Linked DNA regions of Homo sapiens: region 1 is linked to region 2. The links are chromatin loops, found by intact Hi-C in ENCODE. Cell type or tissue: heart left ventricle. All regions are shown on one strand. Each heading gives the region's core, and the rest is flanking DNA. Links, peaks and the distances in the headings are about the cores only.

What was found. A loop is a pair of places that touch in the nucleus more often than their neighbours do. Peaks named below come from ENCODE experiments on the same cell type or tissue, not always from the same donor. Only the 100,000 strongest peaks of a DNase experiment are listed, where the experiment ranks them.
Region 1: a loop joins it to region 2, with 3 times the contacts of the local background. A loop is called at or near these places in 5 of 110 quality-filtered maps.

What each region holds. Positions count from the first base shown.
Region 1 is chr7:80,540,804-80,557,717 of GRCh38, reverse strand. LOC124901685 (a long non-coding RNA gene) reads right to left here. Exons shown (of 3, transcript XR_007060402.1): 2 at 11,451-11,527; 3 at 11,051-11,178. Among named protein-coding and RNA genes, the nearest start is that of GNAT3, 37 kb to the right of the region's middle. In heart left ventricle, for the core only: no CTCF peak of the experiment used is centred there; no DNase peak of the experiment used is centred there; H3K27ac peaks cover 679 bases.
Region 2 is chr7:80,628,070-80,644,983 of GRCh38, reverse strand. It overlaps CD36 (CD36 molecule (CD36 blood group)), which reads right to left and starts at 6,342. Exons shown (of 15, transcript NM_001001548.3): 1 at 6,238-6,342. In heart left ventricle, for the core only: no CTCF peak of the experiment used is centred there; no DNase peak of the experiment used is centred there; H3K4me3 peaks cover 1,893 bases; H3K27ac peaks cover 2,350 bases.

The sequences.
Region 1 (16,914 bases), core at 8,949-11,448, 90 kb after region 2:
CTTCAAAATACAAAATTGGTGAAGGTATAAGTTAAGATGAACTCTCATCAGAATGCAAATTACTGTAATTCCTTTGTAAAACACCTTAGTACTACTTTATAATTTTGAAGAAAAATATATCTTACCTACAGACATTATTTTTGACATGACTTCATGTCTGTGCATAAAGAACAAGAAGGTTCATCAAGCTATTGTGTAAGTGGAAAAGTGAGACCAACCTAAAGGAACATCATGGGATGACTGGAAAAATTAAGGTCTGTTCACAAGATGGCATACTATATAGATTAAATCCATTAACTACATCTAAATGTATCAACATGAGTAAGTCTCAAAAACACAATGTTTAATAGTAATTATCAAATGTTACATATACCATGACATAATTTAGTAAATTAAAAACATTGATTCTCTATTTTCTTTTTTGACTTATTTATCACTATGTCAAGACTCCACTATCCTAATTACTATTGTTTTCTATGAGATCTTGATTTGTGTGGGCATATCTCTCTACTTTGATATTCTTCAGTAATAGTTTGTTTATTCCTGGTCTTTCATTCTTTCAAATAAAATGTAAAAGGAATTTGTCAAATAAAAAAAAATAGTGAGGTCTTGAACACTCCACTGACATCACTAGACAGATCATCAAGGCAGAAAGTCAACAAAGCTACACTGGATTTAAACTTCACTCTAGAACAAATGGACCTAACAGTTATATACAGAACATTCTGCCCAATAACTGAAGAGTTTACATTTGTTTCATCAGCACATAGAACATTCTCCAGGACACACCATATGACAGGCCACAAAAACAAGTCTCAATACATTTTTAAAAATCAAAATCATATCAAGGGTCTTCTCAGACCACAGTGAAATAAAACTAGAGATCAATTTCAGAAAGAATCCTCAAAGCTATACAAATACATGGAAATTAAACAATCTGCTCTTAAATGATTTTTGGGTTAACAATGAAATCAAGATAGAAATTGAAAAATTATTTGAATGAATAACAGTGATACAAATTATCAAAACATCTGGGATACAGCAAAAGCAGCGCTAAGAGAGAAGTTTAGAGTGCTAAATGCCTACATCAAGAAGTCTGAAAGATCACAAATTGACAACTAATATCACACCTCAAGAACTAGAGAAACAAGAAGAAACCAAATCTAAAGCTAGCAGAAGAAATGAAATAACAAAGATCAGAGCAGAACTTCATGAAATTGAAAGAAAAAACATACAAAGGTAATGAAACAAAGAGTTGGTTCTTTGAAGATGAGGAAACAAAGTTAAAAGATCATTAACTAAATTAACCAAGAAGAGAGAAGATTCAAATAAGCTCAATTAGAAAAAAAAAGGAGACATTACAACTGACAGCACAGAAATACAAAAAATCATTTGAAAATACTATAAACACCTCTGTGCACACAAACTAGAAAATCTAGAGGAAATAAATAAATTCCTGGATACATATGGCCCTCCTAGTTTGATACAGGGAGAAATAGAAATCCTGAACAGATCAGTTACAAACAGTGAGATTCAATCAGTGATAGAACACTTACCAAAAAAAGAAGGCCTGATTCACAGCTGATTTTTAGCAGACATTCAAAGAAGAATTGATACCAATCGATTGAAACTATTCCAAAAGATTGAGAAAGAGGGAGTCCTCCCTAACTCATTCTATGAAGCCAGTATCATCATGATACCAAATCCAGGAAATGACATAACAAAAAAAAGAAAACTACAGACAAATATCTCTGATGAACATAGATGCAAAACTCCTCAACAAAATACTAGCAAACTGAATCCAACAGCACATCAAAAAGAATCACCATGATCCAAGTGGCTATCATCCCAGAGATGCAGGGATATTTCAACATACATAAATCAATATATGTGATTCATCACATAAGCAGAATTAAAAAGAAAATCTATATGACAAACTTCATGGATGTAGAAAAAGCATTTGATGAAATCCAGTATCCCTTTATGATTAAAAAACCCTCAAAAAACTAGCCATACAAATTATATACCTCAAAAATAATAAAAGCCATGTATGACAAACCTACAACCAACATCACACTGAATGGGGAAAAGTTGAAAGCATTCCCCCTAATAACTGAAACAAGACAAGGATGCCCACTTTTACCACTTCTATTCAACATGGTACTGGAAGTCCTAGGCAGAAAAATCAGGCAAGAGAAAGAAATAAAAGGCATCCAAATTGGAAAAGAGGAAGTCTTAAACTGTCTCTGTTTACTGATTATATGGTTGTATACCTAGAAAACGCTGAAGACTCCTCCAAAAAAGTCCTAGATTTGATAAATGAATTCTGTAAAGTCTATTGTTACAAAATCAGTGGACACCAGTAATGACCAAGCTGAGAATCAAATCAAGAACTCAATCATTTTAACAATAGCTGCAAAAGATACCTAGGAATATACTTAACCAAGGTTGTAATAAACCTGTATAAGGAGAGCTACTAAACACAGCTGAAAAAAATCATAGATGAAACAAACCAATAGAAATGCACCCCATGCTCATGGATTGGAAAAATCAATATCATAAAAATGATCATACCACCCAAAGCAATCTACATATTCAGTGTAATTCCTACCAAAATACTGACATCATTTTTCACACAATCAGATAAAACAATCTTAAAATCAATATGGAACCAACAAAGAGCCTGAATAACCAAAGCAATTCTAAGCACAAAGAACAAATCTGGAGGCATCACAGTACCTGACTTCAAATGATACTACAAGGCTATAATTACCAAAACAGCATAGTACTTGTGTAAAAGTGGAGACATAGATCAATGAAACAGAATAGAAAACACAGAAATAAAGCCAAATACTTACAACTAACCGATCTTCAACAAGGCATACAGAAACCTAAATGGGAGAAAGGACATCCTAGTCTATAAAAGGTACTGGGAAAACTGGATAGCCACACGTAGAAGAACAAAACTGGATTCCTATTTCTCACCAAATACAGAAATCAAATAAAGATGGAGTAAAGACTTAAATCTAATACCTGAAACCATAAAAATTCTAGAAGAAAACCTAGAAAAAATGCTTCTGGACATTAGACTAGGCAAAGAATTTATGCCTGAGACCTCAAAAGCAAATGCAACAAAACCAAAAATAAATAAATAAATGGGACCTACTCAAACTAAAAAGCCTCTGCACAACAAAATAAATGATCATCAGAGTAAACAGACAACCCACACAATGGGAGACAATATTTCTAAACTATGCATCTGACAACGGACCAATATCTAGCATTTACAAGGAACTCAAACAAATTAGCAAGAAAAAAAGCAAAAAGTCTCATTAAAAAGTGGCCAAATACATGAATAGACAGTTCTCAAAAGAAGAATTTCAAATGGTCAACAAACATGAAAAAATACTTGACATTACAAAACATCAGGGAAATGCACATTAAAACCAATATGAGATATCACCTTACTACAGCCAGAATCGCATTAAAAAGTCAAAAAACAGTAGATATTGGCCTATGTGTGGTCAAAAGGGAATGCTTATACACTGCTGTTACGAATGTAAATTAGTACAATCTCTATGGAAAACAGTATGGAGATTTCTCAAAGAACTAAAAACAGATCTACTGTATTAGTCCATTTTCACACTGCTGTAAAGAAATACCTGAGACTGGGTAATTTATAAAGGAAAGAGGTTTAGTGGACTCACAGTTCTGCATAACTGGGGAGCCCTCAGGAAACTTACAATCATTTCAGAAGGCGAAGGCGAAGCAAGGCACATCTTACACAGCAACAGGAGAGAGAGAAAGAAGGTGCCACACTTTTAAACCACCAGATCTTGCGAGAACTCACTATCAGGAGAACAGCAAGGAGTAACACGCCCTCCATGATCCAATCACCTCCACCAGGTCCCTCCCTTGACATGTGGGGATTACAATTTGAGATGAGATCTGTGTGGGGACACAGAGCCAAACCATATCATCTACCATTTGGTCCATCAATCCTAGTACTGGGTATGGAAAAGAATTCATTACATAAAAAAGACACCTGCATGCATATGTTATCACAGGACAATTCACAACTGCAAAGATATGGAACTAACCTAAGTGCCCATCAATTGATGAATGGATAAAGACAATGTGGTTTATATACATTGTGGAATACTATTTAGCCATAAAATAAAAATAAAATAATGTCTTTTGCAGCAACTTGAATGGGACTGGAGGTCATTATTCTAAGTGAAGTAACTCAGGAATGGAAAACTAAATACTGTATGTTCTCACTTATAAGTGGGAGCTAAGCTATGAGTACACAAAGGCATACAAAGTGGTATAATGGACATTGGAGACTCAGAAGAGGGGAAAGGGGGAGCGGGATGAGGGATACAAAATGATATATTGGGTACAATGTATACTATTTAGGTAAGGGATGCACTAAAATTTCAAACTTCACCACTATACAATTAACCCATGTAAACAAAACCCCTAAAGCTATTGAAATAGAAATAAAATAAAATAATGAAAAGAAAAAAAAAAGCATTAGTGAAGCTAAATAAAAACATCAGTAAACAGGCCAGGTGTGGTGACTCATGCCTGTAATCCCAGCACTTTGGGAGGCTGAGGTGGGTGGAACATGAGGTCAAGAGATCGAGACCATCCTGGCCAACATGGTGAAACCCCGTCTCTACTAAAAATACAAAAAATTAGCCGGGCATGGTGGGGGGCACCTGTAGTCCCAGCTACTCGGGAGGCTGAGGCAGGAGAATCACTTGAACCTGGGAGACGAATGTTGCAGTGAGCCGAGATTGCGCCACTGCGCTCCAGCCTGGCGACAGAGCAGGACTCCGTCTCAAAAACAAACGAACAAACAAAAAAATTAGTCAACAGCAAAAGCAAAAATATAACACTATCAGAAAATATGTTTCGACATGAGAAACAAGTGAAAAAATTGGAAAGGAAAATGAAAAATTCTTACAAATTACTGATAATTTTCTAGAGAATTGAAAAAAATTTGTCAATTAGCATTATTCCCTAGCAGATTACTTTGTTATCCAAAAAGTATCTACTGAGATTTGAATATGAGTTTTCAGCCAAGTGGAATCAACATTTATATATCCTCAAACTCCAAAGCCACATAGATCACATGTTTAAACGTGCATGTCATAGGACTCTGAGTCATATGCAGAGAATTGAAGGTCATAAAATTTGGTAAATTGAGCAAAATAAAAAGGTTTTTATTGGAGTTGTGGAAATTGACTGAACAGAAGAGACATGGATGCATAGGAAAAGTAGTGTTTAGATGAATTACTAAGCTATCTAAGAATACATTTGGTCTCATAAATAAAAGTTACCATGGGAGAAATACTTGGAAGTTGAATTAGAACTTTATTTTTGTACTTTTGTTTGCATGAAAACTATTCCTAAGTTCTACAAAATGCTTATGTCAAACTAAGTGTTCAGTCACCCTGAAGAAATAATTGACTCCTTGAATTAGTCCCAAGTTAGCCACACTGTCAGCTTGACATGATGAAATCATTCAGGGATTTGTGACCCAGAGTTGGTGACAGCAGTAAAAAACAGACCTCTTCCTATATTATGGAACCATATTGATTTCTGGATGTCTTATACATTATAACTATAAGTTATATGTCCTGATAGATTATTTAGCATATTTAAAGCATTAAACTATTGAAAGTAAGCATTTTAGAGTAGTATCTTGAGAAATGTCAATACCAGTAGCCCCCATTTCATAGCAACTCAGTCCTTATAGGAGAAATTGTTACTGAATTATTCTTGTTGGAAAAACTTATTATCAGGAAAGGTTATCTCTGGGCCAGTGGGATGAAGGCTAATTCTAAGAGAACAGGAAGATAAACAGAAGGTCTTTCTATATTCCTAATTGAAAGGCAGGAAGTAGCAGAGTGACTTTTCCTCTTGATTTTTATCCCAGTAATTACATGTTTACAGTTGTTCAGCTGTTCGTTAAAGATGCAGAAAGTTCTCTTGACCTAGATAGCAAATATTTCTATAACATCGAAGATGAAAATTAATACTCAAACGAGGTTTTACAAAAAAATCTCTCCCTGATTTGTGGGGTTTTGCCTACAAATTACACCTTTCTGCCTGGTTTTACTCTTTTTTTTTTGAGACCGAGTCTTGCTCTGTCAACCAGGCTGGAGTGCAGTGGCGCGATCTCGGCTCACTGCAAGCTCCGCCTCCCGGGTTCACGCCATTCTCCTGCCTCATCCTCCCAGGCGCCCGCCACCACGCCCGGCTAATTTTTTTTTTTTTTTTTTTTTTGTATTTTTAGTAGAGACGAGGTTTCACCGTGTTAGCCAGGATGGTCTCGATCTCCTGACCTCGTGATCCGCCCGCCTCGGCCTCCCAAAGTGCTGGGATTACAGGCTTGAGCCACCTGCTCCCGGCCCTGGTTTTACTTTTATAAAGTTTATGTGATGCATCAAGCAGTGAAATGAAATGCTTTTCTGCCAGCTGTCCTGTGGAGGAATGAGGCCTTCTTCCTCAATAGTGATCATGTGTTGCTTGATTCTGAGCACCAGATTCACTAAAAATGTTTTAGTGTCTCTTTTCTTCGATATAAATTTACACAGTAGCTTAAGAAAGCCTTAAAAAGATATAAATCTTTTAAGAGCCATTTGAGATATTCCTAACCTCTCTTAAAATTGCAAACTAAATTAAGAAGGGGTTTTGAGACTACATGAAGCAAGCACTGTGCCATGCCTATGAAGTTGTAGAGGGAAAACTTTCTGGTTTTCACTAGGAGAGACTGGATGGCTTTACTTTAAAAGAGTATCCTTCTTCCTCTAAGCTTGCAGATGAAAGACACAATGGGAAGGAGAATGGAGCAGGAGAGTCAGAAAGCAACAAACCTGAAACAGAAGTGAGACTTGAAAAGAGGAGTAGCATCCACTAACACAAAATGGAATGAAACATCCCATGTGTGGAGCATAATTCAGACAAGTGCTTCATGTGTGGAGGTGTAGTGTCTTCCTCACATTCATGTTGTGCATATGCCGGGAGAAGGTATGTGGGGTGGAGAATACTGAAGCAAAAGGAGATGCAGATTACAAACTTGGGCTTTGGAGTTAGAGAGACATGAATTCTAATTTTGGCTCCTCTACTTACTTTGTAAAATTGAGCAAATTACTTAAACTGCTTAGCTTCAATTTCCTCAATATTTAAATGTTAAGAATTACCTACCTCATAGGACAATTCTATTAAGTAATATATTGATGTATAATTTTAAGTAATATTTAATGCATAGAAATCACTATATGGTCAGTATTGTTCAAAATGCTTTATTTCACACAACAAAATAGTGAGGTAAACACCTCTATTATCCCCTTTTTACATGAGAAAACACTGAGTTGAGGATAGCGTATCCAAAGTTCTTAGCATGGTACCTTATACACAAGTGGTCTCAATAAATAAGAACAATTGCTACTTAAAATAATGTCTCTGTATTTTACATTATATAGGGAAGAAAAGTTTCTTAAATGATGCAATAATCTAATTGCTGAAATTATTTGGAAAGAGAATGTGACGACTGACAAAACATTTGGATAGAATGAAAATATCTCAACAAATAATTAAGGAAAACAATAATTATATCTGCCTTAAGACTTATTGAACTAGGAATTGATGTAAATTGATAAAGTCTTCCTTGAAAAAAAAAACAGAGACTCAAAAGACATTACTCACTAAAAGAATAGAATCATAGAAAGGTAAAACTTCCTTCTCTTAGATTTAGCATAGTTTTTCCCCTCTAAGGTTAAAGAATGAAAACATTTGTTTTTAATTTTGATGTCAATAAAATGTAGAGCCCTTAAGTGTAAACACTCTAGGGAGTAAATATCTAGGCAATACCATTTCACACAAAATCGGAATGGAACAATAGATATTTAATGATTTTTGGTTTTTTTAACAAATCAAAGAAATGAGTAAACTTTTTGAGACGTGTAGATTTTCAGAAGTCCTTTATCTCCCAGGAAGCAGGAGAAACAGCTCAGAAAAATTAGTGGATTTCTTACAATTCTCTGTTGACTTCCCTTTCCAATTTAACATGCTCATAATTGTTCAGAAAATATTCTGAAATGCAAATCCCAGTTTTTGATATCTAAACAATGCTCCACGAATTTCAGTCTTCTGTGTGTAATTAATTTTTTCTTCTGGGTTACATTGCAGGTGAAATGTCAAATAGTTCTTTGACACAGCTGTTTTACTCCAAAGTTGAATTGTGAATTCTATGATTAGCCTTAGAGAAGTATTTAGCCATTTGGCTCTAGCAGTTGTCCTGTGCTTGGTAAAAATACTTGCCAAATTGCTCATAGGAGTCAATGTGATTTAAACTTTGCCATTAAAGGCAGCTATCTGGAACCTGACTATCACTGGGGAAATGGAGGAGGATATCACTCCCATTGTACAAGGAAGACAAAAAGTGTTTATTTCCTTTCATGTTGATTAAATTTCAAAGGGAAAGGTTAAAATGGAGAATATGAAAAACAGAACTTTGGTCCCATATGTTCTCATTGCCTTGTGCTGTAAATTTGAAAACACTATGTGAACTGGCAGCCTCCAAGACCTCCAATAGCAGGAACTGATATAATCTAAAATTAGATATTAATGGGGAAAGTTTCTGGGGTTATTCAAAAATGTCCTTTTGTTTGTTTTCTTTTGTGTCACTAAGTAAATGTTATAAATTGCAAGTCAAAGGTTCTGGGATGCTTCCAAAAGACAACTCCCTCTTATACTGAGCACAGATTCTGGGATAATTATGGATAACTAATAGGAATTCATTATGAAAGAGAACAAGACTCATCACAGTAAACTAGTTGTGTTAAAGGAACAAGTGAACAGACAGAACTACCACTTAAGAAAATAAAAATGAGCTTTTGTACAATGATAAGGGGTAGATAGTTACCAACATTAATAGTTGGGAAGTTAATGAAAAAAATATTTATGACATGTACCAATTTGAGAGTAAGAATGAGAGAAAGCTAAAACTAAGAACCTTAGTGAGTAATTGCTTCTGGACAAAATCCCTAGCCTTCAGTCACAAACTCAAGCCTGACTTGTTACCAATTCAATAACACCTTTCCTAAAACTACCCCTCATTCTTGTAGAACAAATATACTCTCTGCAGTTCCTCTGCATAGAATATGTATTTCTATTTCATATTTATATTACTTGGCTTTATACTAAACAAAGTGGACAAATGCCATTCAATTATGCATATTACAAATAATTATTGGTCACATTCTACTTACCAGAAAAATGTACCAGGGTCTTGGTAAATGCCAGTGCAATGGTACTGCTACAGAGGGTTTTACTAGCTAGTGGGGGAGATGGATAATAAATAAATAATAAATTTATGAAGAAAGGGCTTATAAGTCTATTAATTTGACAAACTGGTATGGCATTTCAGATAGAATTAAGAGATTTAAGAATGCAAAAATGTATGATTGGGAGAGAAGGGGACAGAGCAGGCTGGTGAGGAGATGGTGCTGGATAGGAAAGCCAAGACCTGATACAAGGGACCTGAATGCCAGGCCAAGGAATTAGACTTGATTTTCTAGGCCAGAATCTTAATTGGTAGGGATTCAGAAATCTCTATTTTAACAAGCTCTCAGGATGATTCATATGCTAAACTACCCAGCCTAATCAAATAAAAGAACCCTTTGGCCATTATCAGACATCAATAGTATGGCTTATAGATTATTTTTCTAAAATGATATAGCATTATTATTGTCTTCACATTCTTAGAATTATTTGTTGTTAAAGTTATATCAGTGATTTTTAAGTTGAAACAAGAAACTGTCATTTTCATATCTCAAACATTAAAATATCAATAGTTAACATATATTTCAATCTAGTTACTAAAATTTTACAAGTATTTAAAGAGAATAACATCACATATTATAGGGCTTTCATAACCTGGACCTTGATTATTTAACATGTGAGCTTTATCACAAACCCTTCAAAAATTAGGTCTTAATGAATTAATGTATTTATTGCCCATTCATGTATCTCGCTAACATTAGTTGAGTGCCGAATCCAGGGGTCAGGTCTAGTTCTAGACTCTAGAGATACCACAATGAAGGTGACTACAAAATCTCTGTAGTCAGAGAGCTTATGTTAATGGCCTGAAAGATCTTTTTAAAGTGATCTTCCACTAGACTTGAAGTAGGAAAACCTGGATTCTAATTTTGTCTTGGCCCTAAATTTGATGGTTTATTTGAGAAAAATATCCAGATTTTTGATCCATGACATAAAAATGTTTATATGTACTTTTACATAATCTCTAAATATCTCCTAGGCATAAAATTTCAAGCTTCTATTTTTCCACATATTTCATAAACTTCCAGGCTTTTCTCAGATATTTATACCATTAATTTTAATACCTTACTTCACAATATCTTTATTTCCATTTTGTTCATTCTCCTTATAGTATAGTTCTTATAGTTCTATTTTGTTTATTTCTTTTATCACTTTTGTCAATTTTTACAAATTGTCAGATAAAATCGTATGTATTTATCATGTACAACATGTTTCAAGGTGTATTTACATTGTGAAATGACTAAATCTAGCTAATTAACATATGAATTCATTCACATAGTTATATATTTTGTAGTAAGAACACCTATCCACTCTCTTAGCATTTTTCAAGAGTTCTATATATTACTAATCATATTGTAATACATAATAGTATCACTATATTGTACAATAGAGCTCTTGAACTTATTCCTCCCATCTAACTGTACTTTTATATCCTTTGACCAACATCTTCCCAGACCCCTTTCCTCAACTGCCCCAGCCCTTGGTAACACCATTCTACCCTTTGCTTATATGACATCAACTTTTTCAGATTCTACATATGAGTGAGATAATGTGGTATTTGTCTTTTTGTGCCTTGCTTATTTCACTTAACATTATATCCTCCAGGTTTCATATTTTAAAATTGGTACCCCTGACAAGTGTATTTACTGTAGTAGTCCATTTTCACGGTGCTGATAAAGACATACCTGAGACTGGGAAATTTACAAAAGAAAGAGGTTTATTGGACTTACAGTTCTACGTGGCTGGGGAGGCCACACAATCATTGCCGAAGGCAAGGAGGACCAAGTCATATCTTACGTGGATGGAGGCAGGCAAAGAGAGAGACTGTTCAGAGAAACTCCCGTTTTTAAAAACATCAGATTTCATGAGACCCAATCACTATTACAAGAACAGCATGGGAAAGACCCACCCTTATGATTCAATCATCTCTCACTGGGTCCCTCCCACAACACTTGGGAATTATGGGAGCTACAAGATGAGATTTGGGTGGGGACACAGAGCCAAACCATATCATTTCATCTCTGGCCCCTCCCAAATCTCATATCTTCACGTTTCAAAGCCAATCATGCCTTCTCAACAGTCCTCCAAAGTCTCACCTCATTTCAGCGTTAACTCAAAAGTCCACAGTCCAAAGTTTCATATGAGACAAGGCAAGTCCCTTCCGCCTATGAGCCTGTAAAATCAAAAGCAACTTAGTTACTTCCTAGATAGATACAATGGGGGTACAGAAATTGAGTAAATACAGCCATTCCAGATGGGAGAAACTGGCCAAAACAAAGGGCTACAGGCCCCATGCAAGTATGAAATCCAGCAGAGCAGTCAAATCTTAAAGCTCCAAAATGATTTCCTTTGATTCCATGTCTCACATCCAGGTCACGCTAATGCAAGAGGTAGGATCTCAAAGTCTTGGACAGTTCTGGCTCTGTGGCTTTGCAGGGTACAGCCGCCCTCCCAGCTGCCTTCACAAGCTGATGTTGAGTGTCTGTGGCTTTTCCAGGCCCATGGTGCAAGCTGTCAGTGGATCTACCATTCTAGGGTCAGTAGGATAGTGGCCCTCTTCTCACAGCTCCACTAGGCAGTGCCCCAGTAGGGACTCTGTGTGGGGCCTCCCACTCCACCTTTCTCTTCTGCACTGCCTTAGCAGAGATTCTCCATGAGGACCCCACCCCTAGAGCAAACTTCTACCTGGGCATTTAGGTATTTTCTTGGTTCTTCTGAAATCTAGGCAGAGGTTCCCAAACCTCAATTCTTGACTTCTGTGCACTCGCAGGCTCAACACCATGTGGAAGCTGCCAAGGCTTGAGGCTTGCACCCTCTGAAGCCATAGCCCGAGCTCCACATTGGCCCCTTTCAGTCATGGCTGGAGCAGCTGGGATGCAGAGCACCAAGTCCCTAGGCTGTACACAATGCAGAGACATTTCCCCCATTGTCTTAAGGATTAATATTTGGCTCCTCATTACTTATGCAAATTTTTGCAGCTGGCTTGAATTTCTCCTCAGAAAATGGGATTTTCTTTTCTGTTGCACTGTCAGGCAGCAAATTCTCCAAACTTTTATGCTGTGTTTCCCTTTTGAAACTGAATGCCTTTAAGAGCACCCAAGTCACCTCTTGAATGCTGTGCTGCTTAGAAATTTTTTCCACCAGATTCTCTAAATCATCTCATTCAAGTTGAAAGTTCCACAAATCCCTAGGGCAGGCAAAAAATGTCAGCAGTCTCTTTGCTAAGACATAACAAGAGTCACCTTTGTTCCAGTTCCAAACAAGTTCATCATCTCCACCTGAGACCACCTCAGCCTGGACCTTATTGTTCATATCACTATTAACATTTTTGTCAAAGCCATTCACTAAGTCTCTAGGAAGTTCCAAATTTTCCCACATTTTCCTGAGCCCTCCAAACTGTTCCAACCACTGCCTGTTACCCAGTTCTGAAGTTGCTTCCACATTTTTGGATATCTTTTCAGCCATGCCCCACTCTACTGGTGCCAATTTACTATATTAGTCCATTTTCATGGTGCTGATAAAGACATACCTGAGACTGGGCAATTTACAAAAGAAAGAGGTTTATTGAACTTACAGTTCCATGTGGCTGGGGAGGCCTCACAATCATGGTGGAAGGCAAGGAGGACTGTCACATCTTACATGGATGGCAACAGGTGAAGAGAGAGCTTGTGCAGAGAAACTCCTGTTTTTAAAACCACCATCAGATCTCATGGGACCCAATCACCATCATAAGAGTAGCATAGGAAAGACCTGCCTCCATGATTCAATCATCTCCCACTGGGTCCCTCCCACAACAAGTGGGGATTATGAGAGCTACAAGATGAGATTTGATTGGGGACACAGAGCCAAACCATATCAATTACCTATGATTTAATTCCTTCTTATTATAACTGAATCTGTAGACCTTCTATGAGACAGAAAGCAAAATAAAGCATTGCTCAATTGTTTAAGGCTTACAATTTCTGGATGTTCCTTCTTGAAAGCCTTATAGGAGCAGATGAAGAATCATAAGAAACTGTACTCTACTCTCTATGAAAACTACTTCCTCGACTTAAATAAATTGTGTTTTCTTTCAGCATAATATTTCCAAAGCACAAAGGAAAGGAGAAAAAAGAGAGAAAAAGAAAACAATGTTGGTTTCAAATATTTATGAGAGCACACTAGGTTTTGAAACTAGACCAACTGTTCCATAGAACTGATGTTTATAATTTCTTGGAGTAAACATAGAAATTAATCCTCCCAGTCTTACAACTTGAGAGTTACATTTGTCTTACCTGAGTTACCTTCTCAGGAAACCAGCTATCAGGCCTCCCAGATTATACCATGGAGCTGAAACTTACCAGATCACTGCACCTAGACAAAGAGACGCCAGACTCCTCACCCAACATGACTGCACCACCCTGCTGCCTGTTGACCAATTTCTCTGCCTTGTCCATCTCTAATTTCCATTTTCCCACACATGGTTTCATGTCTTCCCTGCTATATAAACCTCTAATTTTAGTCAGTGAGGGAGATGGATTTGAGACTGACCTCCCATCTCCTCAGCCACAGCACCCAATTAAAGCCTTCTTCCCTGACAATACTCATTGTCTCAGTGACTGGTTTTCTGTGTGGTGAGCAGCAGGACCTAGACAAAATCCCCAGTGTTTTGGTAACTTTTTTTTTTACCTAGTTGTCAATTTAAGGCATTTAAATTAACAAGTATTATTAAGTTATAAATTAAAATACTGTTAAGAATTTTTTTTAATTTAAAATACAGTGAAGAATAAGCAAATAGCTAATTACTGTGACTGTTTTCTTAAAATAACTGGAAATAATATAAGAGAGGGCAAGGTAGAAAATTATCTGTAGCAATAAATATGTTCATGTATTCATTTATTTTCTCACTGATATGGACCTTTAATTAGGAATGCAGTCAGATAGCCAATAAATATGTTTTAAGGATCTCCTATTCCTTAGGGACTCTAGAGGAGATAAAGGTTTAAAAAATATTTTAAATCTTTTTTAAGACCATGTCAGGATGGGCATGGCAGCTCATTGTTTTAGTTCCAGCACTTTGGGAGGCCGAGGCAGATGGATCACTTGAGCCCAGGAGTTCGTGACCATCCTGGGCAACATGGCTGGGTAATCCTGTCTCTACAAAAAATATAAAAATTAGCTGGTTGTGGTGGTGTAACCCTGTAGTCCCAGCTACTAGGGAGGCTGAGGTGGGAAGATCACTTGAGCCCAGGAGATCAAGGCTGCAGTGAGCTGTGAGTGTGCCACTGCACTCCAGCCTAGGTGACAGAGCAAGACCCAGTATCAAAAAAAAAAAAGTTAAAATTAAAATTAAACATGTTTTCTGTTCAGAAGGATCTTCCAGGTAAGTGGCCTGACTTCCATAGTTTGTTTTTTGAGAAGTAGGAAAGAAAGAAGACTCTTGGAATCCAGTGGGAGGGAGAAGGAAGTACAGAAAGGATAGGTTCTAACAGAAATTACAGCCTTAGGAAGATGTAATGGGTTTCAAAAAATTTATAACCCCAAACCCCCAAATTTCCCATTCCATACATTTTTCTATGGATTTTAGCTGGGATTTTTAGCTAAATGAAATCAAGAATAACTTTGTACCGAGAAAGGCTTTCCCAAGAGTGTAGAAAAAGCTGACTGTGACTCTTCACTTTGTGTTTGTCTTGAAATTCCTTTTGGCTGGTTGTCAAAGATGAGTCAATAGGCAAAAGCCTTAAGGAAATCAGGCTATAGGCAAATTGCAGATTTCATCAAGGAAAGAAAATGTTTTACAGATTCTTATCAGTCCAATAATGCCCAAGTATTGTGCTCTGCATGCCCATTGCCTAATAAGAAAATAAAATGCAAGAAAATTTATGGTAAGGAGTATTCAAAAGGACATAAATGAACAACTTGGGATTTCTCTGCAAAAATTTCAAGCAAATTTAGCAAAAATAGAATCATTTTTATTCTCATCTGTCTACAACTATTTATATAAGAATGACTAAATCACTGATTGAGGGTGAATTAGCTTAAGGTTTTGGAATCCTTTGGTGTCCTAAACAAAACTGAAATTTTAATTAAATATTATCTTTCACGTGATTCCTTTGCGTTTTTGTCTTAGAGATCTAGTACTAGTCTGCACCGTAAGGGTTTTTAATGCCTTTGAAGAAAGGCGAAAGAACATGTTCATAAATATTTTTTGCATTTGTTTACAAAGATAATTTCAACCGTGTTTAAGGGCCCCAGAGTTGATGAATTGAGGACAGTTAAGACTAGATATAGTCATGTTAAAGAAGTAACTGGACAGAGGAATAAAAGCAAAACTCATTAGTCATATAACTGTGAAGCTACTGTGATGTCCCTTCAGAAAAGACGACCTCAAATTAACCTTTATACACAAAAGCCTCCCATAAAGTGTGATTAATCTCCCCACGTGAGATTTTTGGTGCCCCCATTATGGCCTACTTTGACTGATGTGGATGTGATTTGCTTGATGGAATTGGTCAGCAGATTATCTGTCCTTTATAGTTGGTATATCATGGCTTGTTTGTTGAGAAGATCTTGGAAAACATTTTTTTAAAGTGTAGTTCATTTATTGAGCATCTAGTGTCTTTCACAGAGAAATACTTTGTTAACCTATATTAAAACATTTATTACTTAAAAATTATTTATTTCTGTTGCTTATTGTTCATTTTTATTAATTGTTACCTTTTTGATTACTCACAACAGTCCTGTGAATTTATCTGAGTATTTTGAACCATCCATTTATTGGGAAATCAATTTTAAATCTTTAAAACCACTCAAAAGAATAGATTTTCTATGACTTTCAGAAATCTCTTTAACAATTATGTAATGTTTTAAAGTATTCTCATCAATTCATATGTCCATTCGTTACTCTAATAAGACTTATTGAAGGCCTTGATGTGCCAGGTACTATGAAAGCTTTTTAAAAAATAGAATCACTCTACTCAGGAAGTCCTCAGTTCAATTCTGGAGACATATAATCTTGCTCAAGCAGTGTGGCAATAATTTTAATGGAATAGAGTGACTTCTACCATCTTTTACTTTTTATCAATTAGAAAGATGAATTATTGGAAGATGCTAAAATAAGTGAATGAAATGAGGAGTAAGAATGAGGGATACATATATATATATATATATATAAAATAAAATAGATACGATAGAATTCTGAAAAAAAAAATACATATATATACACACACACCACATCCCTTTCATCATAGGAAAGAAGATGTATTTCCAAGTCGTGGGAAGAAAAATAGCTTTCCTTGACCCTTTCTGAAGGTCCCTTGAGTAGTAATTCCTATGGAACAAGAAAGACAGTGATTGATTTCAGCTGTGCTAATAGTTTTTGGCCTGGGACTGAAGTCTCTCTCTTCCTTTCCTTTCTATTTACAGTTTTAAAATAGCTCAACAATGTGACACTGTTCTTTAAAATTCTGAGAAATGAATAGTAAAAACAGGGGAACAACACAGAGAAACCAATAACATAGCGAAACCAAATAAACAAATTTATTTAATGAGTTAACTTTATAAAAGTACCAAAATAGTTAA
Region 2 (16,914 bases), core at 6,114-8,613:
CTACTGTAATAATCAGAGTTAATTCTAACTAGTATTTGAAAACACATTTATTTGAACTTCTTTGTTGTTGCAATGACATTTTGTCAATAATGGGGTTGGCGTGTCATTTATAGTCAGAATGCGCTTTATAGTTTATAAACAATTATTCTCTACTTTGAAATGCTCATGGCCAAAGAAAACATATGTGCCAACGGAATGAAGGCTACAGTCAAAAAAGGGCACATAGAATATTGTTGTTAATGTTGTAAGTGTATTAATAATTGTGGTTTGTTATAATTTCAGGTTTTCCCTCCACAGCTGTCTTGCAACAGAGGTACCACTCTTATGATTTTATTAGTATTTACTTCCACTTTAGTAATCATATAGTTTTTCAAAAATATTACCTGTAGAGCTAAGAAAAGAATAAGAAAATGATATTTTCCCCCAAAATGTAGGAATAAATGTTACAAATATTTTTCTTGGCAATTTTATTATTTACATATGTTCCCTTAACCTTTGGGATTCCCCTTTGCCTATTCCCTTATACATAGGATACTTTCCAGTATAAACCATAGGATGCAATAAACTTCATTTACATCAAGGTCTTGGTGATTAAGAAGACTGACTAGTTCTTTAGTGTCATTTTTCTCCAATGTAAAGGGAATGCACATAAGTCTAAACAAGTGATTTGTTTTTCCTGTGGAATTTTCTGTCTCACTGAGCAAGTAGGGCTGGCTTTTTATTAATTGTTCAGGGTGGAGTGGTAACAATAGCTTTCCCTGCCCTTGGAAATCGTATACCATGCTACCTCATATGGCTTTGTCCATGGCTGTCCTAATGCAATGGAATGAGTAATTTAATGCTGGTAATCAGGACTGGATATTGTCAAATAGAATTTCCTTTGCAATGCATAATTGTAAAGCACTTGAAACTTTTCTTGAAACCATCTTTTAAGCAACCACAGTAATCGCCAACTAGAGAATGTCATGCTGGTGTTCTGTATGTTGTGAACTGATAATGAGATTTAGGGTAGTTTATTAGGTACATAATATTTTATTGAATGCCCATTTCATAGACCATCCCCAAATATTTTCTGCAAGTTATACTTAACGAAGCAATTAAAATATAGCGATCCCAGCTGGTTCAATTGAGATGAAGGGACAAGATTAAACCAAAGACTGATTTGTCACTGTCTTGCTAAATGAAAGCAGACAAGCCACATAATCTCTCTACACCTCAATTTCCTCATGCGTAAAATGAGATGATAAAATGAGATCAGCATTTTTTAATTTAAGCGGCTGAACTGGTTTTTCAATTCTTACGTGGAAGTGCATTAGGTAAAATGACTGATTCCACAGCAGTTAAGAAACCCAGAGACTCTGTTTCTTAACTTTGTCTTCCTGTTCCTGCCTGACACTCTTTATCCTCACTGTTAGGAAGCTCTAGGAGAACCTCTGTAGAAACCCACAGCTTTATGAGCCCACATAAAAAATGCAGCAGGAAACCCCCAGTGTCACATTCCAGTTTTGTTAATATAGTATGAAAATCTATTTAAAACATGTATAACTCAAGGATTAAGTTATCTCTCTGGAAAAGTTATTTTATGTTCCACATAAACTTCACTAAAAATTACTCATTCAATATTAATGTCATTTGCAACTCTGACAAATGTGATACAAAATGATTTAAAATTATAACTCTATTGCTGTTAGAATAGGTATATGTGCATATATTAGCCCTTCTCCAGATTCTATGCCACAACCTAGTTGTGAATCTATCTGGCCTTTTCCCAAATCATTCTTCTTTATTCAATCAAGTAGCTCCATGCACTACAGAGAAGAGTTTCTGCAAGGGGTAAAGAGTTCCAACAGTAACCACTGAAGAAACCAGGGAGTAGTGCATGCGCTCCAATGGCTCCCTCTCTAGACCTGAAAACTGATTAGTATAACTTCTATGGACTCTGAGCCTAGATATGTTGAGCAATGGACAGGCCTGGGTACTGCCTAGCTCTGTCTGCTTTGAACTTAAAACTGAAGTGAGATAGTGTACACATCCCACTGCTGTAGAGTCACATACATTAGAAAACAGAAGTATCAAGTAATTTATTCTGTTGAATTCTATGGTTAGACAGTTCTCAATCTAACATTGGTCAGGATGATATACAAGCAAAATTACAAGTATTAATCTAACAAAACTTCAATCCATGTGCTGATATTTTGAAAAAAGAGCTAGACAAACTGAACTTGTCTATTTGTTCAAATTTTCAACTGATTGATTGCCTCTTATTACTTTAAGTTTCTACCTTTTTCCTAAGAATAGGCAAAATACGTGACACTAGTTGGGTTCATTTATTATCACTCGGTGCCTTGACACCATGAGTAATGAAGTATTGTTATTATAATCATACTCTATCCTTAAGCTGCATATGACAAAATTATAATTAGTTTTATTCACCTGAGGCAAAGGAGAACCACCCATACTACGTAAGACGTGCACCAAATACAAAAGAGAAAAGTTCATGTTAAATAGCACATGTAGTCACACAGCTTTTCCACCTATATTTATCTTCAGAGAAAGAATGTAGTTTGTCTCCACCATTCCACCAAATTTAGCTGTCTAAAGCATAAAAAAATTTGGGTTATGCTTACTCAGTTTTCTTAATAACACAACTCCTTATATATGAAAATAGGTAATTAATTTCATTTGCTAATTGTAGATTAAATTTTATTCTTTACTAATTGTTACTTGTCCTTTATAAGAAACAGACAAGATATTGATACTGTATCGGTAATAATTTACTTCCTGCTTAAAATACTTAAATTTAGAAAGCCAAGATACAGAAAACTAATTGAGACTTGTATAAAGAAGAAAGGGAAAATAAGAAGACGTGTTTTAATAGGCAACTAATTACATGCCTTTCTTGATTCTATAGGCAGCTCAGTTGCCTTCTGTCCAGTTTATAGATTATAAATCCTATTCCTTTTGTAGAATTCATGAGTGGACCCTATTCCGTTGGGTCATCTTTGAAAGAGGGAGGAAAAATATAACTTTTTTTTTTTTTTGGTTATCAGGTCAACAGTGTTTCTGTAATGAACTTTTAAGCAAAATACCCTCCCACTATATTGGGAACCCAGTAGAAACAGAGACTAAGCTTTTTGCAAAGCCTGCATTAGACTGAGATATAAGAAGCCTCTTCAGTAAACAGTTTAGAACATTAGAGCAAGTCCCCAGAGCATCTATAATTAATCCCTTGTGTTTATAAAGCTGTGTTCCCTTGGAAACTCCACCCAGAAAAGGCATGGCCCTGAAGTAACATCTGCTGGGATGTAAACTATGAAATTTGAAAAGTTTTAGATTTCCAGGGTACTTGTACCATAGACACTTGCCAGACCTAAATGACATTTTCTTACTGATCAGTAGATTGCTAAAATTTCTTTTTTTTCTATCTATAAGCCTTCCTCCCACTTTTTCTTAGGATAGAAAACCAGACCACACTCTTGTTTTCCATTCTCTTGATACAGAGAGTTTTCCTTACCTAAAAAATACAGCATCTGTCCATAAAATCTAGTTTTTGGAGGACTTGGGGGAATTCATTCAACGGTTTGCATGAGTATAGAAGTTAGTTTTTAAAATTACTTTTTTCACATTATCATAACTATGTATGTTTATAAAGACACAGTTCCCTATACATGAGTAAAAATGTAGATTCAAATTCAAGGTAGTAGAAATGGGTGTAAAACAATCATTTAACTATGATTATGTTTCATCAACATAAGGTCATTAGGTCATTCTTTATAAAATCATGTTTAGAGATAGAATTCTCCTTTCAAGGTAAATTTTATGCACAATACCAATATAAAAGATAGTTCAAAGAAGAGTTATTTGGTAAAAGAAAGGAGCAGAAACTGTGCCTCTTCCCTTTCCCAGTCACGCTTCACTTGGGCTCTGAGTCATCTCCAAAGAACCCATGGGCTCCACAAGTAATTTTCAAATAACTGGACTATGAGATCTCCAGAATCTTATCTTACTGAAATTATCTCATGTCCATTTCTATCCTATCAGAATATATGATGGTAAAAATGTAAAATAGGAAAAAACTTGATAGACATCTGTAATATAAAATAATTACATACTTCTCAAATATTGCAATTTGTAACTTGTTTTGATGGTAGTCTTTAAAAACTAATGCAATAAATACATTGGACTTTATATATTATACTTGGGATCCTTCTAGAAACAAGTCCCGTCTTTTAAAGACTTATGAACCAGGGATTACTGTAGGTTTGAAATTATTCCCTTAAGTTCATACTGACTTAAAGAGTATTATCTAGACCCATTCTTAATTTTTGAACCTTAGACAAGAATGCTAATGTCTTTTTTCCACACCCCAAATTCTACTATAAACAGACACTATAAAGTTTGTAATGCCAAAAATGCTGGACCTTGAAGCCAAGAAATGTAGATTCAGTTCTGGGTGTTAGTATTGAAGTTTGTCTGTGATACAGTTTTCTCTAAAATGAGTTTACTTACATCAAATAAGGTTGCAAGTATTAAATGAAGTAAAATAATATATATTTATATTGTAGAAAATGTTATTGTTATTTTGAAATATTACTATGAAGTATCATTTCAAACCATAACAGTAAAGTGTTATTTCATATTGGCCAAGTGTTTTAAAAATCTAATAAATGTGTATATTTTACAAAAGTAGAAATGAGTATTTGCAAAATAGTTAGATTATAATGAAATGTGATCATATATGTATGGAATTAAAATATGCAAATGGAAAGACAGCTACTAGTTTAGAACAATGCTACTTGCAAGTTTCAGACACATCTTGGGCCAGTGAACAAAAACATCTTCTGATTAGATGCAAGGATACTTACAGAATTAAGTATCTGATAGTTACAGAATTATCTTAAACTTTCCTTTTCAGGAAACACACAGGAAATACACACACATGCAGGGTTCAAATGTGTTAAAGTAAACAAGGTTAAAAAAATTCCTTAAAAAAATAGGGTGGCAACTATAACTTCCAAGGTAAATTCCAAATTCAGTACACTCTGTGCAAGTACCTCCAGTTGTAATTAATATTCTTCCCAGGCTAACCCATTATCTGATGGTTCTCTGTTTGGTTTATTGTTCTGGTTCACTAATGAGTCTGGGAAATTAAATGATTTCTACTTTAGTTCTTATTTTCTTGTAAATTCCAAAGGACCACTGGACTTTCTATATAACAAACATTTTTAAATATTTCATTTTGGCTTCCTTGTGAACCAATATTTAAAGCAATATTTTTTAGCTTCAACACACATTACTGACTTCAAACCACACAGAAAAAGACTAAAAAGTACATGCAAATCTTTACAAAACAGGTTTCAATATGCTACTTGATGATTTCAGAAACTGGGATGTACTCTAGAGAATTTATGCCATTTACAGTTATTTATAATTTTAGTTAATGTATAATTAATTTGAGGCTTTTACTTAATTCCTCCAAATTGATTTCTCCTTTACTTCAACTTGGCATCATCATCTAATAATTCAGTACTATTTGTAATAAGCTTCCTGAATCGAAAAAAAATTAACTTTATTTTTATTCTACTAATTTACACTAATTAAATTTCAGATTATTTAAAAGTAATATACTTTGCTATTCCCAGTAACAATGACAATATCTTTGTTCATTACAGAAAAGAACTTAAAAAGCACATATCCAAAATACACATTGCATTTGATCATGTAGAGCAAGTCAGGTATACCAAAAGTTGTGCAATTCAGATTGAAAATTAAACAAGCTAATGACTCTGTAAAGTAATAGTTAATAATTGCATATTAGACAACATGTTGACATAAGAGCTGTAAGTCATTTATAACATCTAACCTCATTATATTGGTCTGCAGTATAATGATCTTCATCATTTAAACATCATGTATAAATAGCCTAAGTATAAAATGAAAGTTTTATAATAATCCAAATTGGATTATAAATCACTTTAAATATTAACTTATACATACGACATGAAATGCCATTGGGTATGGTTTAAGCATAAAATATAGGAAGGTTGATAACTTGAAAATAATGCAAACCTGATTTTTAGATAAAGCCTAGTGACTAAGAAAACAGTTACTACCTTTTTTCCTGTCCTCCTATATAACTTCTTAGGAGTATTTATACAGTAGTGTCACCTCCCGTCATCTGGGTGATGGGAAAAATCCCTTAATCTTTTTTATTTAAAGAAAAATCATACAACTTACCTTTAAAATGGCTAAGAAGGATTTTTCAATCAAATGCTCCAACATTTGGACAATTCTTAATAGGATCAAATGGTATTCTGCAGGAAAGTCCTACACTGCAGTCCTCAGTACATAAATGCGTGAGAGTTTAAATATGCAACCACACCCCCTCCCCCCCCCAAAAAAAGAGAAGAGAAAGCACTCTACAGTGTCAGATCCCAGTGTGTGGTTTGTTGCCAGAGGAATTGAAAGAAAAAAAAAATCCCCCACACAGCACATTACTGATATGGCTAATAAGGGTCTATTTTTATGTTCTGGTGAAGACCCATTACCTATATCTGAGATATTCAGCATTTTTTTTTTTTTTGGCTATTTCCCATCCAAGTAAGTCAGAGGCCAGAAAAACAAAAGGAACTGACTTGCTGAGTTTCCCCTAACATATTCTCAGATGCTGAACTGAGACCGCTGGTGGAAATAGTAAATTTGGAAGAATAATCATATTCTCACTTCCCTGTCTTGACTGAGCTTGCGAAACTTATTTTATTAAGTTTAAATTTAATGTACTTTTTTATACAGCGTAATTCTGAAATACTGTGAGACTAATAATTCTGAAAACAATTGGAGACTGTCAATCAGCAAGGATGACAAACTGACTTAAAAAAAGGAAACAGCCTATTGTTCTAGCTGGAAGTTCTTAACTGTTTATCATTTTCTGTTAGTTTTGCAAAAATTTCATGATCACAGCACAGTGCTCCTACAAAAAATAAACTCTTTAAATTTCTTCAACCAAAATATGTCTAAGTAGAATTACTATTGAGGATAATCTTTAGTACTTAAGTCACTTTCAAAAAAAAAAAAAGCATTATGTTGATATTGAATCAAAATAGAAGGCCTTGCACTTTGGGGAAAGAACCTTCACTATCAAGACCCTGTTCTTATAAAGAAATTCTCAGAATCATACAGGAAAACCTTCACAGGGTTAACCTGGCATGTATTTGATAGGAGAGCTGGATAAATGCATTCAAACAACCTTAGAAGTAAAGTAACCTAAGAATACCAGACAGAAATATATTTAGTTCATTAGGTCATATTTAAACCAGTCCTTAAGTTAGAATGCTCGTGCTGTCCTTTTTGGGCATGTGAGGCACACAACGAATCCTTTCATTTGCAAGCAGTGCCATACAACTGAAAAAAAAAACCCCAAACACTCTTTTCTCCTCAAGAATTTTTTTTCCCCAGGGAAGTTTTTACTGACATATTTATTTAAAAAATAAGTCATAAAAATATTGTAAGTCTATTACTTTTTTTTCAAATCTCAGACCACTTAATTAGGATAAAGTAGAAATGACCATGTGCAATCTCTTTATAATTTATGCTTTCAGTTAGAAAAGAATAACTCACAGTGATTTCATGAAACTTAAGAAGGTAATTCCCTTAAATAACTGCGACCTTTTATCTTGGTGGCACGATATAAAATGGTAGTATAAAGACATATTATTTTGGTTAAGAATATCTATTTTGTAGATAGCTGTTTTGTATTTAAGCTAATTTATTTCTCAACCTTAATTCTCACACACTCACACTCTAATATGACAATTCAGAAAAAGATTACCAACGAAAGGGTTCAGATAAGACCTGTTTAAAAGAGCATATTTTAAAGATATTAAAAGACTAAAGTATAATGAAAATATGATCGCAATTAGAGAAAGATTATTTCAGAAAAAATACATGCAAAATAGATGCCTAAGTTGACATTAAACTTACTTGGGTATTATTTAATCAGTAGCCTAATGCCATTCAAATCTGCTGTCACTGGAGAGGAAAATGTCACAGAGTCCCATGAGCAGTCCAAAGAATCAAATTTACATTCCCAGAGACAGCTGTTAAGTGTTCAATCCCATAGACAACAGTTCCTGAGTAGCTTAGCATACAAGATCTGAAAGCACACAGCTGAGTCAAATCTGCAACTGTGGATTTTTAGAAAAATATAGACCTTAAACAATAACATAGCAAAATGCTGTACCCATTTTAAAGTAAAGAGTGTTGGGGTTTTCATTTTTTTAAAGACTATGCACCCACCATATTTTGAAGGGATGTGTTTTATGTGAGCATATACCTTGCTTTATGTAAATCCACTATAACACTGGATTAATTTATTAGAATGACAGGATATAATTTTCAATCTACTTCAGTCAGTTTAGACAATTCTTTGGAAATTCTTTTTTTTTTTTTTTTGCAAGAGATCACATAGGGTTAGAAATTGGAAGGATGTAAGTTTAAATCCTCAGGCTACCGGGCCCTAGTTATATTGACTTGTAATTGGAAGTTAACTGCTTGTTCTTCTTTTTCCAGATTTATCAAGGTATGAATCATTTTGACATGTGTATACACTGTAAAATGATTGCCATAATCAAGTTAATTAACATTCATTGCTCTCATTTTCATAATCAAAGAATAGAGAAAACTAAATAAAAGAGTAATAATAAGAGCTAAGAGATGAGTAGTGTACAATACTTGACAGGAGCCTGAAAATTTCTAGGCACTCAACACTCCCCATTTCATCACCCCCACTTCCTACAAGCCTCCTCCCCTCTCCGTTCTCTGCTTTATTTTCCACAGGTCACTTATCACCATCGAAGAAATTCTGCCAATTGACTTTTGTTTTTGCCCTGTCTTTGCACCTGCTAGAATGTTGGGTTTTTGCAGAGGGGGATGCTTGTCTGTTTAATTCACCACTGAACTTTGCACCTGCCTTTGCACTTGCTAGAATGTTGCGTTTTTGAGGAGGGGGATGCTTGTCTGTTTAATTCACCACTGAACCCCTATAGTACAGAATAAGCTCATAGTTGGTAATAAGTTGAATAAACAGACACACACAAGACTATTATAACCATCATAATGCTTTACAAGTAGTGAGAATGAGTGGAAATGAGAGACTATTATGCTGCTTCTTCATACCATGGATATGTAATGGTTTGATTCAGATTAAGAACATCTGCTAGGAAAATGAATGGAATCCGAGTCTGAATTTGGAATTCATCACTTCCTAAGTGTATGACTTATTGCTAACTACTTTACCTCTCTTAAACATGGTAGAAATATCTCCCTCACAGAATTGCTGTCAAGATTAAAAGTGATAATATGAAGGATTTAGCACAGAGCCTGACATAGTTTTTGTTTAACAAATAATTGTGGCTGGGCTTGGTGGCTCACACCTGTAATCCCAGCACTTTGGGAGGCTGAGGTGGGCGGATCACTTGAGGTCAGGAGTTCGAGAGTAGCTTGACCAACATGGTGAAACCTCCTCTCTACTAAAAATACAAAAATTAGCCAGGTGTGGTGGTGCATGCCTGTAATCCCAACTACTCAGGAGGCTGAGACAGGAAAATCGCTTGAACCTGGGAGGCGGAGGTTTGCAGTGAGCTAAGATTGTGCCACTATACTCCAGCCTGGGCAATAGAGTGAGACTCTGTCTCAAAAAACAAAAACAACAACAAATAATTGCATGGCCATCACTGGCTATCACGCACAATTTTATTTTAGAAAATGTATTAAGTATGGAGAGAAAGCAATATTGAAAATTATAGAAAAGTGTACAATGAGAGGCCTCAATCCCCAATTGTATTCCTCAGAAGTAACAAATGTTAAGTGTGTGTTAACCTTCCCCCAGTAATTTTATAATTTTCTAAAGTATATTAGCCATTTTTATTTTAAAACATTTGTAACAATATCCTTTTCACCTTTTTTTCCATAAATTGCTTTGTCCCTTTCTTAATAATTAGTAGGAAAATAGTCTTTGGACATTTGACAATTTTTTTTTAATTTGACAATTTTTACTTTTCTGTTTGTATGTGTAACTTACAGAAATGTTTACATTTTTATTCCATAAACTTTGAGTCATTTCCTTTTGAGGATTGTATCATGCTTTGAAAGCCTTTATCCACTTTGAGCATACTAAAAAAAAAATAAACTTTCTTTTAGCATTTGTATAGTTAAAAAAAATCCTTTTAACAGTACTTTTGGACAAGCTGATTCATGGAATGTAACACTTGTGAAATAAAAGAGGAAGAGTACAGTAAGTTGAGTAACAAATATTGCAACATATTTGAGAAGCAAATGACAGATGGGTAACAAGAGTTCTGGAAGAGGAATCACATGGCCCGTGTGATTCCTTTATTAGCAATAGGATTTGTGAACTAGGCAAGACGTAATAATCATTGTATTCCTGTTGTCCTTTCTTGTTAAATGGGATAACCTATAAAGTCTACCTACCTTTAAGCTGAAGATCAGATAGTAGATTTAAACTTTAAAATGTAAGGCTATATGCAGATACAAGAATATCTTATAGTAGTAGATACCATTTAAAAGAAAACTAAGCGATTTTTTTTAACAGTTCAGCAAATGAAAAGAAGCATTTTAGTATAACTTGCATTGTAATTCTAGATTGAATGGGTGAACAAAGACTTGAAGAGCAAAGAACAATGAAGATGATCATACAATAACATAGTCAACACATAGTAGGAGCTTACTACCTGCCAGGTGTGGAGCTAAGTATTTCACATGTATTACCTTGCTGAATAATCATCTCTCCTTACTAGGCTCTTTAGATGACTAGCTGAGTTCACACAGCTAGTACTTGGCAGAACAAGGGCTGGAACCCAAACTGACTGACTGAAGGGCCTATACTCTTTTCTTCAAAGAAAAAAAAAGATACATTTATCCTTGATCAAAATCTAATTTTACATATTTTTCTCAAAATCTTTGCACAAGTTGAATAATTTTAACCTGATATTACATTAAGAGCAAAATAATGTCTAGACACAATAGAAAATGAACAGTGAACATATGTAGGTGGCAATCAACAGAATTATTTTAGATTAAATAAAACATAAAATTTCATTCTATTGACCTATGAACTATCTCATAACATTAGTTACCAATGTAAAACCAGGCAACATTTATTTTATCACTTTAATCTTTAGGGAATACTAATCATGGAAATGTATACATACATACATTTAGGCATACACACACTTATGCTTATATATGTATAATAGATGAACATTTTTCAGTTGCCAGCTCGTCACTTATAGAAGTATTAAAGTATTAGTATGTTCTAACTGCTTTATAAGTTGAGGAAGGACTTCACATGCAGTAATAAAAAATATCTATGTAATTTGAATATTAAATTGCAAAAGACAAGAGCATCATGTAATGCTAGTGAAATGCTGAGACTGAAATGGAGATTTCTAATATCACCTTTAAAAGAAAATTTCCAGAAAATTATTAAAGGTGAAATTCCGAATATCAGAGTAACTTAGTTTAGACTTAAACCACATGGCCTAATGAATCAAAAGTCAGGATAAAAACAAACATACTGCATTAAAAGTAGAAAATAATCTTACCTATAGGTTTAATAGAAGTCATGCTTGTAACAGATTAAAGAGAGCACTTCTGTATATGTAGGTAGTTCTCATGTGGGCATGGCCAAATCATTATGTAAATTTTACAGGCCATCTAAAAATGTTGGCAGACCTAATTCTTACTTGAACAGCTTGCAAAAACAATTCTCTAAGTAGGAAAAAAAATTAGTCAACATTTAAATGATGGTAAGAAACATAAGGAAATGCCATGATCAGCATAGTTAGGTAAACTGTGTTCATAGAGTAGATAGGAAATTATTCGAGGAAAAAACAGAAACATTTAGGCAAAAGAATAACTAGGTCTCAAAGCATGGTGTGATGAAATAGCAGGAAAAAAATCAATAATTCATAGCCAAAACAAGCATTTAGTTGATGAGCACCTAGTTTTTTAAACGTTGAGAAAAAAATAGCAATTAATGAATTTTGAATTTTTACCGGGCAGAAAGAAAAAATTCATTGTCATTAAGGGTACCACAAATTTTAGTTCTGAGAAATATTATAATAGCCCTGGATTAAAAAGGTGGTCCCTAAAGTGGAGTCTTTAAAATAAAATAAATAATTTTGAGAAGGTTCAGAGAAATAATTTAACTTTGCATTGGCTCTAGGCTTGGCCATAATGATGTGTTTTAAAATGCTAAAATATTAGGTTTTTCTTATTTTGTTTAAACCATAAAAAATTGATCAGCATGATGAATATCTTAAAACAGAAAAATATAAAGAAATCAGATGAAGGATGACATAAAATGATTTTTTGTTCCATTTAATAAATAAACACACTAAACCACGCTGGCAAATCTATCTTTTAAAAAATTATATTGACATCTGCACCAGCTGATCATCTGTTACCTCAAGTTTAAAGATACAGAACACTTGGGCATTAGCTTCCTAAAAGACTGAAATACATATGCAGATATGCATGTGTATACACACACAAACGTTTTCCAGGAACACAGAAGCATGCCTGATTACATTTTTTTAAAGCTTGTGGGGTGAAGTTTCTAAGAAGCATACAAAAATAATTTAAAAGAAACACAGGAAATAATACATCTGTGATACCATTCTTGTTCTGTTTTTTTTTTTTTTTAAATGGAGAAGTGATCATTCTGCCCTGAGACTTCACAGAATTATTTGGCACAAACCCTGCACTTGAGTGGCACAGCAGCTTCTGCTAATAATTTCAAAGGAATATAAAACAATCTATCAAATCCTATAGTGAAATCATAACATCATTTTCCAGGTTGGTTCTCAAAAACCTTAAGGGAAGGTTTTGCTCTCGGACAAGCTTCAGTTTTCTGAAGCTCTTCCAAGAGACCAACAGGTTTAGTTTGGAGTGCTACTTCTCAAATGAATACCTTGCAATAACTTGACACATATTCTTAAGATTTCTAAGCATCTATAGAATTAACAGTGGGAACATCTTACACTAAATGCATTTTTGGTTTTAACAAAGCATTATACAATACTTTGTAAAAAACAAATACAAATATGTGTGTTTTGTACATTATTTATATCATTTATGTATATATATAAAATATATATAAAACTTCCAGAAATGTTTTTCTGGAAATGTTATGAATTATTTAAATCACTTTGTTTATATCATGTTTACATGAGTATATTCTAGAAAATATTAGAATTCAGATAATGAAAAGTGGCAGACTACTATTCTATAATACATAAGACAAATATCTTAGAACTTCAGAATCATTCTAAAACACTGAAACCCTTCAACTGTCCTGTATGTGTCTTTGTGATAGCTGGTTATCTTCTTGAAATAAAAAAAAAAAAATTGCAAACTTATCAGCAGTAGAGTAAAACCTTCACTTTGGAATTTCCACATTTAAACTTTGAATAATAGAGAAGTCTAACTTACCTATTAAACTTCATTTTAGCCCTGAAACTTAAGTAGCAGCATTTAAAATTTGCTTCACATTATGGAGCAGTTACAATGGACTTGATAAAATACTTTACCTTGTGGTTATGCAGAAAGAAATCTTTCATCCTTCTAACTCTCCTATGTAGGTTTAGTTATCATGAGCCCTGCCTTTATGAAAGTGTCTATCATCCTCATTGTTCTCCAGCAAACAACGAAGGACTCAAACATATTTACTGTGATCATCCCATTTCAGATTCTGAATGTCACTTTTCTTTTGTATTCTGGGGTTGTGAATTAAGTAAACAATAGTAGGTATGGAATCTTAATTGCTACAGAATGTCACTCTCAAAAGACACCACTAGCCCTGCTACTTTTGCACTGCTCAATTTGCACTTAGATCCTCAGAGACTTCTCGGACACGATGTTTTGTTGGTTTTTGGAGCCCAAGGTCTCTCAGCTGTGTTATGTAGGTATGCAAACTGTTCTATTCTACAGTGCCCCAGTTCATGGGTGAAGATAATAAATCTAAACTGAAATGTTTATGTTTTCTATGTTTCGGCATACTCTGCAATTCTCCTGTTGTTAACCACACTGTGCTTTCGTGTTCAGAGTGAATACTCTAAGCGTATTTATTTTCCCAAGCTGCATTTACAAGGCTTGGAGTGGCATCCTCCATGTAATGTATTCCAAGGACTAAGAACATTTTCTGGACTTGATCCAAGATCATTGCTAGGCCTGTTTTCCTCTCATTTTCAACAACCCCTCCGGGAAAATTGGGTAATCAAAATAGGCAGGAGGAAAGGAGCCTGCAGTGAACAAAAATTTGAGGTGAAATAAATCCATAAAAACATGGAAACCACACCATTTCTGGAATCCCAAATTAAAAGCATCAAGTACTTCCCATGCTATAGAGAAGCACATCCCAAAAGATTGATTTTTATAATAAGCTTTCAGTATAGACTTTTCTCTTAATTTTTTCTTCTTTGATTATCCTACATTTGTCTGTTCTGTTGATTTTTGGCTATTTGACATCTCATTTTTATCTTAATTTTCTTTCAAAATGGTACCTGGTTTTAGGTATGTAAATTTGTAACTGTCTCCAAATCAACTTCATACAATTCCACAAAGAAAAACACAAATATCTCTAAATTAGAAGAAACTGTAAGTTCATTAGCTCTTCTACTCCTTTTAAGGATGTGCTCACTTTATCCACTTAACAGATCCTTGTTTTGATGGGCATACCACCCCGATGACAGTTTGACACACAATGATGGGTCTGCAAATATCATCAAAAAATATTTCAGCCAAAACTAAACCTTATTCTGCTACTTAGTCTCTTAACCTCACATTTAGCACCCTAAGTATTAAATATTTTAATTCTTCAAACTATTAAAATTCAAAAAATGAAGATGAAACTTGTGCTATTTACTAATTTTTCCCTGGCTTATCTGCCATGTCATCTAGGTTAGGTGAAAAATAAAAGAAATATAGCAGTGGTTTTCTTTCTAAGTCTTTTGATGCAAATTAATTACCTAGAATACTTTTTTTCATGATACCAAAAAAAAAAAAAGGCTACTATTGAATTTATCAGTCTCCAGACAATCTAGGTGAATAAGATTTAAACTAAAAATAGGCAATTTTTATTTTAGAATAATCCAATACATGAGTGTTAAGGTGTATGTTGAGGGATTTGCTTCTATTTCTACACATGAAGAACAATGAATAAATCTGACAAAATTGAGCCATCTCAGTTAACTGAATTATAACCTCTAAGGGCTAATTCAATATGCTTAAGTATTTTCCAGAGGAAAGAAAGCAACATTTCAAGACTTCACAACTCCACATCTATAATTCATCTTGTGTAGTGAGGAGTACCTTGTTTTCCAGAAAGTCTTGCTTGGCTGGTTAGTTTCCAGAGATGCCCTTTAACACTAAGTTCAGAGGGAAAGATTCGAAAGTTTCTCCATATGTTGATGTGGAGCTATTAATGTGGTATTGCCTCTAAAAATGTCAAGGTACTATTTAATATTCTCATTTAATTAAATAGAGAGTGTTATAGGACATACATTTGCCCAGAACTCATGAAAATGTGCTCCTTTGTTGAACAGCAGTGGGAATGATTTTTCTATCATCATCTATTCTCTATTCCAATCCCCACTGCTTATGTATAAGGAGGAAGCCTACAGCCATGCTGCTGGAGGCCCTCTTACAACCTCAAGGAAAGCCAGCCTGTGTCAAACCTACCATCCAAATAAGGAGAGAGCAGAGAAAGTTAAGAAGAGCCAGCAATCTGATCCACCTGTGCCGGAAGAGTGCTAACACTGGAGTTTTCAATTCTGTGGGCAAACCTGTCCTCCTATTGATTCAGCTAATTTAGGTTTGTGAAGGGAGAATAAATCTTGGGACCCCAAAATCACTAAGCTAAAAGAAAAAGTCAATCTAGGAACTGCTTAGGGCAAACCTGCCTCCCATTCTATTCAAAGTCATTCCTCTGCTCGCTGAGATAAAAGCTTATCTGATTGCCTTCTTTGGAGAAGCTAGTCAGAAACTCAAAAGAGTGCAACCATTTGTATCTTATCTACCTATGACCTGGGACCCCCTGCCAACTTTGAGTTGTCCTGTGTTTGCTTTGTGTTGTCTCACCTTTCCAGACTGAATCCATGTTCATCTTACATATGTTGATTGATGTCTCAGGTCTTCCTAAAATGCATAAAACCAAACTGTGCTCTGACTACCGTGGGTAGATGGGATTAAATTAACTGGGATCTGTCTTAGGTATTTGGGGTTCACAGGTTGAAAGCACCCAAGCTGATACCTTGTGATTCTATTTAAAACATAGGCATTAGATCACAGGTATTTTTAATAAACTAAAACACTTAATCAAACTTCTAGCTCATGAGTGCAGTCAAGAAACATGGCTTAACCAGGTCTCTTAAAGGAGGAGAAAAAAAGTGTTTCTGCAATATGGTTTTCTACACTCTATGTAACAAATATAGATATTAATATAACATGAAGCACATATACCATGTGACTGTATTTTACTCATTTATATAGCTTTAGAATATTTTAGTGTTCCACTTATAGAAAGGATTCCAAAATAGCTCAATTCATCATCTGTTCATTCATAAGTAGCAAGAGAGTAGGTCACAATGAAACTCCCTATAACATATTACCAGGAATCATGCTGGTAGTGTTTAGCATTATATTCCAGAGTTTTAAATAGTGCCTGATACCTAATAGGTGCTCAAATTTTTTTTATTTGATGCTGAATAAACAGTAACTCTATGTATCACAGCATAGATTTTTAAAAGAAATGCATGTATATGTTAAATACTTTTGTAGGAGAGGAAGTACCTTTGTTTATTCCAGTATCTGATCAAGTTTAAATGCACTGATGAT